Linked DNA regions of Homo sapiens: region 1 is linked to region 2. A link is a loop called in an ENCODE intact Hi-C map of the cell type or tissue named here. Cell type or tissue: endothelial cell of umbilical vein. All regions are shown on one strand.

The links. A loop is a pair of places that touch in the nucleus more often than their neighbours do. Peaks named below come from ENCODE experiments on the same cell type or tissue, not always from the same donor. Only the 100,000 strongest peaks of a DNase experiment are listed, where the experiment ranks them.
Region 1: it touches region 2 in a loop (3-fold over the local background); 27 of 110 quality-filtered maps call a loop at or near these places.

Annotation. Positions count from the first base shown.
Region 1 is chr10:124,921,973-124,926,972 of GRCh38, forward strand. It overlaps a transcript of ZRANB1 not described here. Among named protein-coding and RNA genes, the nearest start is that of ZRANB1, 18 kb to the right of the region's middle. In endothelial cell of umbilical vein, no CTCF peak of the experiment used is centred here; a DNase peak (open chromatin) is centred at 2,539; H3K27ac peaks cover 1,746 bases.
Region 2 is chr10:124,973,743-124,978,742 of GRCh38, forward strand. It overlaps ZRANB1 (zinc finger RANBP2-type containing 1), which reads left to right. Exons shown (of 9, transcript NM_017580.3): 5 at 458-656. Among named protein-coding and RNA genes, the nearest start is that of ZRANB1, 34 kb to the left of the region's middle. In endothelial cell of umbilical vein, no CTCF peak of the experiment used is centred here; a DNase peak (open chromatin) is centred at 2,429; H3K27ac peaks cover 692 bases.

The DNA.
Region 1 (5,000 bases), 52 kb before region 2:
AAATTTTTTTTGACACAGGGTCTTGCTGTGTCTCCCAGGCCAGAGTGCAGTGCTGATCATGACTCAACAAACTGTCCTCCCACTTTAGCCTCCCAAGTAGCTGGAACTATAGGTGTGTACCATTGTGCCTGGCTTTTTAAAAAAATTTTTTGTAGAGACAAGATCTCTCTATATTGCCCCCAGGCTGGTCTTGAATTCCTGGGCTCAACCAATCCTCTTGCCTTGGCCTCCCAAAGTGCTGGGATTATTGGCATGAACCCCTGAGCCCAAATTATATATATATGTAAAATATATATATATATATGTAAAATATATATATATATGTAAAATATATATATATATGTAAAATATATGTATATATATATTTTTTTTTTAATAGGGTCTCACTGTGTTGCCCAGGCTGGAGTGTATGGCATGATCACAACTCACTGCAGCCTTGACTTCCCAGGCTCAAGCTATCCTCTCACTTCAGCCTCCCCAGTAGCTGAGACTACAGATGCGTGCCACCACACCTGGCTAATTTTTTTTTTTTTTTTTTAAGATGGAGTCTCTCCCTGTTACCCAGGCTGGAGTACAATGGCACGATCTCAGCTCACTGCAACCTCCACCACCCGGCTTGAAGTGATTCTCCTGCCTCAGCCTTCTGAGTAGCTGGGATTACAGGCACGTGCCACCATGCCCAGCTCATTTTTTTGTATCTTTTAGTAGAGATGGGGTGTCACCGTGTTGGCCCGGCTGGTCTCGAACTGACCTCGTGATCTGCCCGCCTCTGCCTCCCAAAGTGCTGGGATTACAGGCGTGAGCCACTGTGCCCAGCCTTGCCTGGCTAATTTTTGTATTCAGCCGTGGTAAGCCACTGCGCCTGGCCCTAAATTTTTTAGTAATGAAAAAAATAAACTACTACCCAGGCGTGGTGTCATGTGGCTGTAGTCCCAGCTACATGGGAGGCTCAGGTGGGAGGATCGCTTGATCCCAGGAATTCGAGTCCAGTCTGGGTGTATTAGTTTGTTTTCACATTGCTATAAAGAACTATCAGCCGGGCGCAGTGGCTCACTCCTGTGATCCCAGCACATTAGGAGGCCTAGGCGGGTAGATCACAAGGTCAGGAGTTCAAGACCATCCTGGCCAACATGGTGAAACCTCGTCTCTACTAAAAACACAAAAATTGGCTGGGCATGGTGGTGCACACCTGTAGTCTCAGTTACTCGGGAGGCTGAGGCAGGAGAATTGCTTGAACCCAGGAGGCAGAGGTTGCAGAGAGCCGAGCTACACTCCAGCCTGGGCGACAGAGCAAGACTCTGTCTCAAAAACAAACAAACAAAAAAAACAAACTAGCTGATGCCAGGTGCTGTGGCTCATACCTGTAATCCCAGCACTTTGGGAGGCCAAGGCAGGTGGATCACGAGATCAGGAGTTCGAGACCAACCTGACCAACATGGTGAAACCGTGTCTCTACTAAAAATTCAAAAAAATTAGCTGGGCGTGGTGGTGCGCACCTGTAATCCCAGCACTTTGGGAGGCCAAGGCAGGAGAATCTTGAACCCAGGAGGTGGAGGTTGCAGTGAGCCGAGATTGTGCCACTGCGCTTCAGCCTGCCTCGGAAGAAAAGAAAAAGAACTACCTGAGATTGGTAATTTATAAAGAAAAGGGGTTTAACTGACTAACAGTTTCTCATGACTGGGGAGGCTTCATGAAACTTATGGTAGAAGGTGAAGAGAAAAAAAGCACCTTCACAAGGCAGGAGAGAGAGAGTGAGCAGGGGAAGTGCCACGCTTTTAAACTATCAGATCTCCTGAGAACTCACTCAGTATCTCAAGAACAGCATAGGGGAAACCGCCCCCATGATCCGGTCACTTCCCACCGGGTCCCTCCCTTGACACATGGGGATTACAGTTGGCAATGAGATTTGGGTGGGGACACAGAGCCAAACCATATAACTGGGCAAAGTAGCAAGACCCTATCTCTTACCAAAAAAAAAGAATTTTTGTTATTTTTATTGTTCATATATTGAGGGCAAACTGTCCCTCTCACTCCTGAACTCACACACCGCAGTTTTGGTTTTTCATCCTTTGTCAAGTCAATTTTTAATGTGGGTGGTCTCTTTCTTTTTTTTTTGAGATGGGGTCTTGGTACGTTACTCAGGCTGGTGTCAAACTCCTGAGTTCAAGTGATCTGCCCGCCTTGGCCTCCCAAAGTGCTGGGACTGCAGGCTTGATGAGCCTCCGCACCTGGCCATAATGTGGGTGGTTTTAATTCATATAAATAAAAAATATTTGAATGCGTGATATTAATTGGAATCAGTTGCAAATCTTTCCAGTTTTTTCTAAAAAAAAAAAAAAGCAGCTTCATTGAGGTGTATTTCATATACCATAAAATTCACCCCTTTAAAGTATACAATTCAGTAGTTTTTAGTATACTTAACAGAGTTGTACAGCCATTACCAACCACTATATAATCCTGGAACATTTTCATGACCCCAAAAAGAAACTCTGTACTCATTAAGGAGTCATTTCCGCCTTGCCTCAGCTCCTGGCAACCACTAATCTACTTTGTCTCTCTAGATTTGCCTATTCTGGATATGTCGTAAATGGAATTGTACAATATATGACCGTTTATGTGGCTTTTTTCTCTTATAATACTTCCAAGGTTTATGTTGTGGCATGTGTCAGTACTTCATTCCTTTTTGTGGCTGGCTGATACTCCATTGTATAAACAGCATTTTGTTTATCCATTCATTGATTGATGGGCATTTGGATTTTTTCCACTTTTTGGCTATTATACTGCTGTGAACATTTGTGTACAAGTTTTTGTTCAGATGTAAGTTTTTACTTCTCTTGGGTATATACCTACAGATGGAATTGCTGGGTCATGTGCTAATTATGTTTAACCTTTGAGGAACTTTCTGCCTGTTTTCCAAAGTGGTTGCATCATTTTGCTGTTTTTTTTTTTTTTGAGACAGCGTCTCAGTTTGTCTGCCCAGGCTGGAGTGCAGTGGCGTGATCTCGGCTCACTGCAACCTCCGCCTCCCGGGTTCAGGCGATTCTCATGTCTCAGCTTCCTGAGTAGCTGGGACTACAGGCACGCACCACCATGCCTGGCTAATTTTTGTATTTTTTTAGTAGAGATGAGGTTTCATTATGTTGACCAGGCTGGTCTCGAACTCCTGACCTCAAGTGATCCACCCGCCTCGGCCTCCCAAAATGCTGGGATTACAGGCGTGAGCCACTGCTCCCTGCCCATTTTACATTTCTGCCAGCAATATATGTTCCGTTTCTCTACATCCTAATCAACACTTGTTATTGTCTGTTTTTTTTTTAAATTGTCATTCTAGTGGAATGGCATCTCCTAGTTTTTATTTGCATTTCCCTAATGACTAATGATGAGCATCTTTTCATGTGCTTCTTGGCCATTTGCATATCTTGTTTAGAGTGGTGTTTATTTCAGTGTTTTGCCCATTTTTCATTTGGGTTATTTGTCTTTTTGTTGGTGATTTTTTGCAAGAGTTCTTTATGTATTCTGGATACAATTCCCTTCCTGTATTTGCAAATACTTTCTTCTGTCTGTGGGTTGTGTTTTCACCTTCTTTATGGTGTTCTTTGAAGCACAAAAGTTTTTAATTTGATTAAGTTACCTATGTTTTCTTTTGTCACTTGTGCTTTTGCCTAACCCAGGGTCATGACAATTTATGTTTTCTTCTAAGAGTTTCTTAGTTTTAGCTCTCAAATTTAGGTCTCTGATCATTTTGAGTTGAGCTTTGTGTATAATTTGAGGCAGAGGTCCAACTGAGTTTTTTTGCATGTGGCTGTCTGGTTATCCCTGCATCATTTGTTGAAACACACTTAGTTTTAGCAGTGCACAGTCACGCGTTGCTTAAATGTTCTGAGCAATGCATTTTTAGGTGATTTTGTCGTTGTGCGAACATCATAGAGTCTACTTAGACAAAACCTAGATAGTATAGCCTACTGCACAGTAGGCCATGGGTTATAGCCTGTTGTTCCTAGGCCATAAACGCTGTATAGCATGTTACTGTATTGAATACTGTGGTGTTTTTCTAACACAAAGATAAGTATTCATGAGTGTAAACATAAACATAGAAAAAGCACAGTAGAAATATGGTGTAAAAGATAAAAAATGGTACACCTGTATAGGGGAATGGAGCTTGCAAAACTGGAAGTTGCTCTGGGTAAGTCAGTGAGTGAGTGATGAATGAATGTCAAGGACATTACTATACACCACTGTAGACTTCATAGACAGTGAACACTTTGGCTACACTAAGTTTATTTAAAAAATTTTCTTCAAAAATAAATTAATCTTAGCTTATTGTAACTTTTTAACTTTATAAATTTTTAATTTTTAAAAAAACTTTAGACTTTTGTAGTAACACTTAAAACACAAACACATTGTGTAGCTGCACAAAAATATTTTGGTTCTTTAGATCCTTACCTTATAAGCTTTTTTTGCCAAAAACTAGGACACACGTTAGCTTAGGCCTACACAGGGCCAGGATCATCAGTATCACTGTCTTCCACCTGTACATCTTGTCCCACTGGAAGGTCTTCGGGGGCAATAACATGCGTAGAGCTATCATCTGTGATAACAATGCCTTCTAGAATACCTCCTGAAGGACCTGCCTAGGGCTTCTTTACAGTAGACTTTTTTTTTTAAAGGAAGTAGGAGTAACATTGTAAAATGACAATAAAAAGTATAGTAAACAAACTGGTAACATACTTATTATCATGATCAGATATTACGTACTGTATATAATTTTACATGCTACACATAGCTAGACTGCCAGCGCAGTAGGTTTGTTTACACCAGCATCACTACAAACGTGAGTAATGAATGTATTGTGCCATGACATTATGGTGGCTTTGACGTCACAAGGCAAATTTTTCAGCTTTGTTATATAATCTTATGGGGACTACTGTCACATATACAGTCTGTCTTCGATTGACACATGGTTATGCAGGCTATCACTGTAATTCTCTTTTTTTCTTTTT
Region 2 (5,000 bases):
TTACCTTTCATCTGATCAAGTAAGTTTTGTTTAGTAAGGCATGGTGTAGTTTGGTGTGTAGTCAACTTGCTTTATTTTTATTTTAAATTAAAGACGTAAAGTCCTGAAGTTCAGTGTTATATTGTATGGTTCACTGTTACAGAGTGAACAAATAAAGATACAAAAATTTTAAAACCTTGGTTCTCCGCTTCCTGTTCCAGAATGTATATATTTCTATATGAAACACTTTTTAGAAAATAAAACTGTAAAGAATTTAAAAGTTTATTAAATTATTCTAGAGACAGAAGATGTTTCAAGTACTCAAAAGTTTATATTTCAATTGGTCAATTTTATTTAGGTGTTTATTGGTAAATTACATATAAACCATTTTATAGCTAGAAAATAGGTTCTTCTCCCCATGAGTATTCTCTAATGACATAGGTATGGAAATGAACATGTATTTAAATCCATCGTACAGAATTAGAAGAAGAATCTCCAATTATTAACTGGTCCTTGGAATTGGCTACACGTTTGGACAGTCGACTGTATGCACTTTGGAACCGGACTGCAGGAGACTGCCTACTTGATTCAGTTCTACAAGCTACCTGGGGCATCTATGACAAGGACTCAGTGCTTCGGAAAGCCCTGCATGACAGCCTGCATGACTGTTCACATTGGTGAGCTGGCATTCTGCCCTGTTTCAACCCAGGAGTGCATTTGCTGGATTATTTCCTTGTAGTGGTGGGATACTTTTTATGTCAGTTATATTTTCTATGGAAACTGGAGGAAAAACAGTTCATTTTGGACATTAAAATACTTTGAACACGTCCATGGTTTCTGTTTTTGTTTTTCCCCCAAGAAATGAGATAAAAGCAAGAATCAATGGTTTTTATACATTTTTTTGCTAAATTTTAAAATAGAAACATTTGAAGCTTTAAAATGCAAGCATTTATTGTTTCTATAAGACACAGGCAGTATATTTGAACATTTCAAATGCAGCATTTCAAGTTATATATAGTAGCCTTAAATATTGATAAGGCCGTTGCTCATCTTTTTAGGGATTGATTGACTGATTGATTGATTGATCCATCGATGGAAGCAGGGTCTGGCTCAATTGCTGTGCTGGAGTGCAGTGGTGCAGTCTTGGCCCACTGCATCCTCCACCTCCTGGGCTCAAGCCATCCATCCACCTCAGCCTCCTGAGTAGCTAGAACTACAGGTGCTCATCACCATGCCTGGCTGTTTTATGTATTTTTGGTAGAGATGGAGTTTTGCCATCTTTCCCAGGGTGGCTTTGATAATCCTGATCTCAAGCGATCCGCCTGCCTGGGGCCCCCAAAGTGCTTGGATGACAGGCCTGAGCTGCCGCACCCAGCCTTATTGAATATTTGTGTTCACATAAGAGGTTATCTTGACATTGTGTTACAAGTTTTTTTCCTTCCTGAGGGAGTCTTAAGATCACATTTTTTATTTTGCAAATTTTCAAACCCATGGAATAATTTTAAAAAAATTCAGTGCAATAGATCCTGGTATTTTCTTCATTCAGTTGAGCAGTTATTAACATTTTGCCACACCTGCTCCATGTCTCCATACAGAAAGACTCGTGGGTCAATTCGTTGTAGACATCATGATGCTTTACCCTTCAAAATATCAACATACATCTTTCCAGAATAAGAATATTGTCCTACTCACCCACATCCCCATTCCTACATCTAAGTAATTCAACATTGATTCTGTTATCTAACAGTTCATAATCACATTTCTTCAATTGTATCAAAGTGTTCTTTATATATATATTTTTTAACAGCATGCAATCACTGGAAAAATAATTGTTTTTGTGAATGAATAGTTCAGTCTTTACATTTGTTTGACTTATGTGGTATTTTTTTGGTTCTTTGAACATTATCTCATTTAGTTATTACAGGCATGAGCCACCGTGCCCGGCCTATAAATTACTTTCTTGAGAGCTAAATTGTAGATCAAAGCATAATGCAGTATGGCTGGGGTTTGTGGCTCATGCCTGCAATCCTATTGCTTTGGGAGGCTGAGGCAGGCAGATCATTTGAGGCCAGGAGTTCAAGACCAGCCTGGCCAACTTGTTGAAACCCTGTCTCTACTAAAAATACAAAAATTAGCCAGGTGTGGTGGTGCATGCCTATAATCCCAGCTATTCAGGAAGCTGAGGCACGAGAATTGCTTAAATCCAGGAGGAAGAGGAGGTTGCAGCGAGCCAAGATCGTGCCACAGCACTCCAGCCTGGGTGACAGAGTGAGACTGTCTTGTGGGGAGCGGAGGGGGAAGCATAACGTAATAGAGTAACAATTTGTGGGCACATTAGAGAAATAAAATAACTTCCTGGATGACCTGACTGGATGTATAATAAAGCTAAAGAATGAATGTGTCACTCCGGTAGTTTTAGTCAATTAGTAATTGTCCTGGAGAGAGGGCTCTTTTGTGCCTCTTAGTGGAGATGGCTGTCTGGTAGTATGAAGTAGGTTCATCGGGCTGGGTAAGCCTGATGCTGGTCAGTGCTCTGCCGGTCTGGCCCTCTTGATCAGATCCTGTGGTCACCAAGCAGCTTCCTGTTGCTGATTTTCTTAGCTTCCTACTGCTGATTTTCTTGACCACTGCTATGGGCCTGTCTATGTCAAGAGGATGAACCTGGTTTGGTTCCTAAGACAGTGGGTTCTTGGCATTGTGGTTTCACAGGTCTGCCTTGTAGTTTTGGTTAATGTCACTCTGCCCTGTAAGATGGAAAGCCAGGTTTGAACTGTGGTAAATCTACCACTTTGCAGGTTCTCTCTAAAAAGGCAGCCAGTAATCTTTTCTTTGGTGGTAATTTCCTTTTTTTTTTTTTTTTTTTTTTTTGAGGCAGAGTCTTACTCTGTCGCCCAGGCTGGAGTGCAGTGGCATGATCTCGGCTCACTGCAACCTCTGCCTCCCGGGTTCAAGCAATTCTCGTGCCTCAGCCTTCGAAGTAGCTGGGATTACAGGTGGCGCCACCATACCTGGCTAATTTTTTGTATTTTTAGTAGAGATGGGGTTTCACCATGTTGCCCAGGCTGGTCTCGAACTCCTGAGCTCAGGCAGTCCGCCCACCTCGACCTCCCAAAGTGCTAGGATTACAGGCGTGAGCCACCGCGCCTGGCCTTTTCTTTGGTGGTAATTTCCTGATCTGTTGAAAGGCCAAAAGTACACTGTGGATTTTAGAAGTGATGTCTTTTTTTTAGTGATGAGGGTTTTTGGTGGTGGTGTTTGTTTTTTGAGAAAGGGTCTTGCTCTGTCACCCAGGCTGAAATGCAGGGGCACGATCTTGGCTCACTGCATCCTTCACTTTCTTGGGCTCAGGTGATCCTCCCACCTCAGCTTCCTATGAGTGGCTGGGACTGTAGGAGTGTGCCACCACACGTGGCTAATTTTAAAATTTTTCTGTAGAGATGAGGTCCTCACTGTATTGCCCAGGCTGGTCTTGAACTCCCGGACTCGAGTGTTTCTTCTGCCTTAGCCTCCCAAAGTGCTGAGATTACAGGCATGAGCTACTACTGCACCTGGCCTTTTTTTTTTTTTTTTTCTTTTTTTAAAAAGACATTTGTGGTGAGTAAGAATTGCTTTGGGGTTTATGCCCACCTGTTCCTCAGAGCTGGCTATGGATGATCTTATGAGTGAGTTGTCACTAATGTTTGTATCGGGACTGGAATTCTCAGATGGTTGCAAGTCATTTGAGGTCCCAGAAGTCCAGCATAGAGATAGGGAGATTGTGGGCAGATCTCTTGAGCCTAGGAGTTCAAGACAAGCCTTGGCAACATAGTGAAACCCTGTCTCCACCAAAAAATACAAAATTTAGCCAGGCGTGGTAGTGTGTGCCTGTAGTTCCAGCTACCTGGGAGGCTGAGGTGGAAGGATTGTTTGAGCCTGGAAGGTTGAGGCTGCACTGAGCCAAGATCATGCCACTGCACTCCAGCCTAGGTGACAGAGTGAGACCCTGCTAAGAAAAAAAAAAAAAAAAAAAAAAAAAGATGGTTTGGTGGAGAAATACAGTCTGATGTTGTAAATAGGCTAGATAGGGAGTGGCTACTAGGGTGAGAAGGAACTAGGCTGTTTGTTTACAGCCACTGGCAAGAGTTGTTGCAGCAGAACTTTTAGTCCATAGTCCTGACTCTTAAAGGATGCTTCAGGAGTGAGCACCTAGGGCTGGCATATGGACAGGTGTCCCAGAACAGCATGGTTTGGCATCACCTCCTCCAGTCCCTGCCACCGGGGAGCTTTGCCCGATGGTTTACAGTTCAGGCATAGGAAGCTGCATTGATTACAGTGATCACACAGACATCCTTACAGTATTGGGGGGTGGGTTGGGGTGAAAATTAGTGGTTAGATAGTAAGTGTTGTTGCCATGGATTCGGGAGATCAGATATACTAGCCCTAAGGAATAACCCATACATAGTTCTTGTGTTGAGTTGCATTAGGTTTGTCCACTGGGCCTGTCATGTGACCAGTAGAGAGTAGAGTGAGCAGCCGTGGGTTTTCTAGGCCAGGAGAGGAGGAGCCAGCATGTAGCTTGTGTAGTCTCCTTTTAAAGATGCTCTTTGCTGAGGTGCCTTTTGCACTTAATTGAAATCAGCTGGAGTGAGATGTTTTCTTAAGTCATATAAGATACATAGTAAGAACTGAGAAAGCAATTTTCTTTTATTTGAACCCCTCCACCCGTCACTTCAAGATAGGCTATTTGTGTTTGTAGCTAGCTGTGCTGTTCTCTTGGATACCCGTGATTTTAGCTGACTCAGGTTCTCAAGTCTGAATATATTGTACTTGCCTTTCAGTGACATGCCAACCCAATTTCCCACGGGGCAGGTGGAGGCGTTTAATGTTAATTGGGGAAAAAAATCAATATAAGTCTTTTAGAATTATTCCTTTTTTTCTTTTTGGAGACAGGGTCTTGGTCTGTTGCCTGGACTGGAGTGCAGTGGTGCGATCTTGGCTCACTGTAACCTTATACCTTGTGGGCTCAAGCAATTCTCCCACCT